Linked DNA regions of Homo sapiens: region 1 is linked to region 2. The links are chromatin loops, found by intact Hi-C in ENCODE. Cell type or tissue: ascending aorta. All regions are shown on one strand. Each heading gives the region's core, and the rest is flanking DNA. Links, peaks and the distances in the headings are about the cores only.

Region 1 (2,890 bases), core at 304-2,803, 130 kb before region 2:
AGCCCCTCCATGTGAGCAAGGGCTTAGCTGGGGTGTGTGTCCCTGGGCCTGGGGCATGAGAGGGAGCCCATGCTCCTCCTTGGACCTGGGCTTCCGATGGGTCCAGGGCCCTCACTCCAGCTCCACAGACCCCCTCCACCAAGCCATAGGGGAGGCGGGGCTTGGAAGTACACATTGGCGCAGAGACCCCAGAAGCTCGTGTGCACACGTTTCCTCAGGTCCACCCCTATGGGCAAGCAGTCCGGGCCCCAACAGCCCCACAAAGGCCCTCACTCTGCTCACAGCTCATGCCCAACACATGGAGTGCGGCCGGGCGCAGGACTCCCTAGGCCTGGGGCACACGCAGGTGCACACCCAACTCACACACGTTCTCCACGAGCCCACGCTCCAGCCACACAGGCATACATGCCCGCACCCCATGCACATACAAGTATGCACGTGCTCACACACGGGAACCTTTGACATCCACGTGCGTGTGCAGACAGGCTTGGGAACAAGGGGACCACGTCCCCCTCCAGGGATCCCTTCAGGGTGCCGCAGCCTCACTTTAGTGAGGCAAACGTTGACTGTTTGCCTTGCCATTGCCCCGACAACGGCGGTGCCGGCCCTGGCACGAGGCCCAGGTGTGTACTCTGGGAACATCGTCCCTGCAGAGCTGGGCCCCTGGAGGATCACTCCGACTGAGCTCTCCCTGGCTAGGGGCCTGGGGGACAGAGTAGGGGATGCAGAGTAAGCATCTCCTGGTGTCTCCCCTAAAACCCAGTGCTGGGGAGAAGCCCGGCCAGCCCCTGGCCTCTGACCCAGCAGCCTGAGGACGTGGAGGCCTCTGGGCCCCTTCTACGTCTCCTCCCTTTCCCCTACCCCAGGATATGAGTCATGCGGGCCCCCTCCCCATGACCTCACCCCCTCACTATTCCACAGCTGGGCTCCGTTCTGGGAACTGAAAGGGGGGCAGCTCTCCTGGGGTGGGGTGGGGGCCTCTGGCCTGGGAAAGGCGCCCCCCGGCCAGCGGCCCAGGCCCCTTGGCATGCACCACGGAGCTGTCAGGACTCTGGGATGGCCGACCCCGCCCGTGGCCCTGGCTCAGCCCCGTGCAGCTGCGAGGGATTTGGTGTTCCTGCACAAATGCAATTAGGCGATTTCCTGTGTCTGTTCTGGCTCCGAAGCCCAAGGTTCAGCCCAAGGGGCCAGGCGGTGGGGGGGCTCCATCCACCTCCCACCCCAGCACACCCCCGCACCCTCACAGTCCCAGGCTCCACTTCGGGGCCTGGCCCCCAGCCAGGGACACCAGTATGCACAGAACTCTGACGGATGCCTCGTTCGGAGTGGAGCTCCCCAAGCTCAGGTCTGTTCCTGCCGGCCTCATCCACTGCCAAGCACCCCCCGACTCGGGACGCTGGCCCTTCTTCTCCTTCCTCCACAAACCCCCACCCCCACTTCTACCTCCCAGTCCCCGCTGAGGGCCTGACAATGCCCATCCTCGGCCCAGCACTCCCAGCTACCCACCTCCGTCCTCCCCCTGCAGACACTTGCAGAATGGGTGTCCGGCTCGGTCCCCGTCCCGACTCTGCCCCCTGCAGGCAGCTCCTGTGGCTGCCCCACCCGGCTGTCCTGAGCCCAGAGGGCGGCTGGAGAGGGTCCGTCCTCTCTGGGGTCCTGGGGAGTGAGGAGGCTCTGGTGAAGAGCAAGGGCTGCGGGGAGGATGTCGAGGGGAGGGGGAGCTTCTCCTCCAGGCCTGACCACAGGTCCCTTGGACACCACAGGGAGCTGGCAGGAGGCCTGGGGAGCTGGGCTGGGCCTTCCACCAGGGTGGTTCGGGGCTCCCTGCACAGCACTGAGGTCTCTGGTCCCCTCATGAGCCCAGCCTCCCCTGGGGTCCTAGACTTGACCCCTCAAGTCACTGCAGAGCCCAAGAGTGGAGAGACACAGCACCGTGTGCCGGGAAAAGGTGCCCACAGGGGCCCTCCGTGGCTGAGGCTTCCAGAGGGTAGTGGGACAGCAACCCCGCTCCCCGCCAGCCGCCCACCACAGCGTTCATGATACAGCTTCGGAGTGTGTGTCGGGGCCTATCTGGGAAGCCAGGGCAAAGGCGGTGGCAGCTGGCAGCACCCACACCCACAGCTGGGGCACTGCTCACATGAGCCCCCATCAGCAGGCCCCTTGGTTGTGCCACACGCAGGGGTCCTGCCCCAGGGAGGGGGCAGTCCAGGGAGGGGCTCGAGGGTGTGGCACAGGCCAGCTGTCACTCCTCCCTGGAGAGGCAGCTGGGGACGCAGCTGGGAGGGGAGCCAGGAGCAGAGACAGCCCGGGGCCAGCAGGTGGGTGACAGGTGGGGCAGCGGGAGGGGCATGCGCCGTCCGCCTGGGGCTCGGGCGTAGAGACGGGAACCTGCCCCCCAACGCCTGGTGCTGGCCCAGCCTCCCCCCCGGGGCCTCTAGCACCTTCCCGGTTGTGGCTGCACCCTGCTGGGCATGGCAGGGGAGGGTGGGGGTCAACCCCTTTCCTTGTAGTCCCACGCCAGTGGGCAAGGGAGACGCCGCAGTGAGCAGGACCCTAGCCTCTCTGCCTGGGGAGGCCGAGTGATGAGCCGCCCGGAGCAGGAGGAGGCCTTGAACTTGGGTCTGAAAGATGAGCAGGGATTTGCTGGACTGGGTGCAGGCAAGAGCTAATGCAGGAAGGCAGAGAGCAGGATTGCTCAGAGGGAGTGGCTCTGTGCAGCTGGAGCCGGATGGGTGACCCTCACTCAGGAGGAAGCACTGGGACCCTCTCTGCACGCGCTGGGTCCCCCGCCTCCTGTTAGGATCCCCACACCCAGGTCCTTCTGGGCCTCTGCTGCACAGATCAGGTCTGGAAGGCTCCCTGGAGGAGGCAGCGCCTGGACTTGGACATC
Region 2 (2,890 bases), core at 157-2,656:
CAAGTTTGGCTCGGCCCTGGCTCTGCCCTGCGACCCCTGGCTCCCTCTCAGTGGTGTTTCCTGGCCTCAGAGGCAGCCCCAAGGTGGCCTGAGGCCGGGAGCAGGCCCTGGCTCCCCTGTCACCTACCCAGTGACCCTGGGCAGGCCCTGGACCCTCGGGCCCAGGCAACCCTCTCCTGCTATGGAGGCCTCCTCACTGCCTGAGGCCTTCAGGGCAAACTGGGGTGGGGCAGCACTGGGCAGAGGCTGTGTGGCAGGCCAGGGTCTCCCAGAAGGTGGTGGCTGGCCGGGTAAGCCCAGCTCAGATGCTGGGGAGACATGGGGGCATGGCACACAGGCCACACTCAGCCTGGGATCAGGCCCCGTCTGAGGACACCGGGTCCAGTTTTCCCTGGGCCAGGCCCTTGGAAAGGAGGAGGGAGTTGGGGAGGGAGAACGGAACCCTGGTTCTCCGACAGGCCCCATCCACCCACGGCCTGTGGGCTCCAGGGAGAGCATGGCCAGGGTGCCCAAGGAGACGAGGAGGAGGCTCCTCATGCTTCATGACCCCTCCTGCTCGTTAGGGTTTATCAACATCATTTAAGATCAGCCTTGTGCTGTGGGTTCCTGGCGTGCTGTGGATAACACTGTGCCCGGGTCAGCCCAGGCATGAGGGGCGGGGACTAGGCTGGAAAGAGGAGGGGCTTGCAGAGGGCTGGGCTTTTCCAGGGGATTAGGGTTCAGAACAGAGGTTTGGGGAGAGAAAGGGTTCAGAGTCAGGCACAGGCAGGCAGACAGGACCCCAAGCAGGACTGGCCTTCCAGACAGGAAAGAGGGTTGCGGAGACACAGGAGGCCAGTTGAGAGTGGCAGAGGAGAAAGGAGTTTCATGGGAGGATGGGGCTTGGAGAGAGATGAGGGAGGGAAAACGGGGGCCGCCATGCATCCTCAGCTTCCGGGGGACTTTGGAGAGGGTCGAGGCTCAGTGGGAGCTGGAGGTTGGTGAAGAGGACCCAGCTCAGGGAACCTGCGTGGTGAAGTGGGGGACTTGGAGGGAGGGAGGGAAGGCTGGAGTTTTCTCCATGGGGAGGAACTCATGGGGACTGTTATGGGGATGGAAGATCAGCTGGCGTCAAGCATACCGTGAGAGTGAGGATGTGGTGGGGTAGCGGAGGCGGCTGAGGCTGGGAGGACAGGCATTGGTCAGGAAAAATGATTCACAGGGAACAAAGTATCCTCAGGGGACCAGGCTCAGAAGGGCTGGTAGGGATCACAGAGAGGCTGTGGGCAGGTGAGTAAACCAGCCTCCAGGGAGACAAGTGTCCTTAGCAGCCAGGACCTCAGCACAGGACCAGAGCTCGGAACGGGACACTTTGCCCTGCGAGCAGATGGAGCATGACCTGGGGTCTGCGCAGGAGAGGCCACATTCTCCCAGACTCTGGGAGTGAACTGGAGTGGGGCCCCGGCTGGGTGAAGTCAGACTCCAGGAAAGGGGGCAGGAGCTCCGATGGGCAGGAGTGGGCTCAGCCAGGAAGGAACAGAGTAGGGGGTGCTGAAACTTACCGGAAGGCCTGGACTTGGTGGGCTAAGGAGGGAAGGGACTGGAGGGTGGTCTTGGGGGCCTTGTGGACTTGGTTAGGGACAGGATGGGGCAGAGACGGGCAGTCAGGTAGGGGGCCTGCTGGGGCTCAGGGGACTGGAGCTTCGTCAGGAGGGGACTGAGCTGCTGGAACTGAGAGTCAACAGGCCAGAAGGGCAGGACCCAGGGGCGGGGGTCCCTGGAGGCAGCAGGGCCCAGGCGCTGGGGTGGAGCGCCATGGGGAGAGTGGGAAGAGGAAGAGGGTCTCTCTTGGGGAGGCAGATGGGGAGGGTTCCGGGAGCGTCCAGTCTTCCACGGGGCTGGGGGCTCCGCGAGAGGGATGGGGCCGGGTGGGGTGGGGAGGAAGACGCAGTGGGTCCGGGGAGATGGAGGTGGCGCGGACACCCTGGTCGGGGGCTGTAGGGGTCCCATCCCTGCGGGACCTTGCAACTCCCCAGGGTCGCGGCTTCCGAGGCCCCCACCCTCCTGGCAGGAGGAGGCGGAGGCGGGGAGGTGGCTGTGCCCGCTGCCGCCGTGAGTCAGGCTCTGGGCTGCAGCCGCGCGGCCGGTCTGGCGCTGCGGAGGGAGCGCAGGCGGCGGGGGAGGCAGCGGCGCCGCCGCCGAGCCCCGCGCGCTCCCCACCCCCTCAAGGTTGGGCCGCTGGGAGGCGGATCAGTGGACAGACAGCGGCCCGCGGGACGGCGGAAGGACGCGCGCACCGAGGCTCAGGGGGTCCGGCCGCGCGCCGAGGAGTCGCTTGTAGGTGAGGAGGCGCCGTCCGGGGGGCTGCGGCAGACCCGGATGGGGCTGGGGGCTGCAGAGCCTCGGCCGCAGACCCCCCGGCGAGCGCCGCACGGGAGCTGGGAACGCGGGGTGGCGCAGAGCGCGAGCGACTTGGTGCCTCGTTGGAGAAGTGTTCATTTCACAGCCTGTTATTGTGCGTCTATGTATGGCCCGGGGGTGCGTGGCTCCGGGCAAGTGTGCGCGCTTGGGGTCCCCAGGTTGGAGGTGGGGGGCGGTGCGCACGAGTTGGAGACCCCGCACCTGTGCCGGTTCTTGGTGCTCGTGGCTGAGCCTGCATCGCCTTGTGTGGGGAGTTGTTTACTCGTCAATGGCTCTGAGCGCGCCCGCGGGTGCGCCCCGGGGTCTGGAGAGCCCGCGGTGCAGCCCGCGGTGGAGCCCGTGGCGGTGCCCGTGGCGGTATCGGGTGTCCGCGGGCGCCGTGGGCAGGTGCTTTGGCCGCTCTGCTAGCTCTGCCGGTTGGCGGCTGAGGCAGCGTCGCTGTGGGTCCGGCGCCCCGTGTGTGCGGGGTTGTTTGGGGTGCTGGGGCACT

Evidence for each region. A loop is a pair of places that touch in the nucleus more often than their neighbours do. Peaks named below come from ENCODE experiments on the same cell type or tissue, not always from the same donor. Only the 100,000 strongest peaks of a DNase experiment are listed, where the experiment ranks them.
Region 1: a loop joins it to region 2, with 2.2 times the contacts of the local background. A loop is called at or near these places in 2 of 110 quality-filtered maps.

What each region holds. Positions count from the first base shown.
Region 1 is chr11:1,875,262-1,878,151 of GRCh38, reverse strand. The region is part of intron 1 of LSP1 (lymphocyte specific protein 1); the gene reads right to left. Among named protein-coding and RNA genes, the nearest start is that of MIR7847, 3.3 kb to the left of the region's middle. RefSeq lists enhancers at 812-1,708, 1,709-2,605. In ascending aorta, for the core only: a CTCF peak has its summit at 1,592 (motif pointing left); DNase peaks (open chromatin) are centred at 601, 1,220 and 1,546; H3K4me3 peaks cover 1,270 bases; H3K27ac peaks cover 2,373 bases.
Region 2 is chr11:1,748,445-1,751,334 of GRCh38, reverse strand. It overlaps IFITM10 (interferon induced transmembrane protein 10), which reads left to right and starts at 740. Exons shown (of 3, transcript NM_001170820.4): 1 at 740-976. The coding sequence starts at 893. RefSeq lists enhancers at 929-1,684, 1,685-2,440. In ascending aorta, for the core only: no CTCF peak of the experiment used is centred there; DNase peaks (open chromatin) are centred at 464, 1,184, 1,704, 2,124 and 1 weaker place; H3K4me3 peaks cover 2,382 bases; H3K27ac peaks cover 2,500 bases.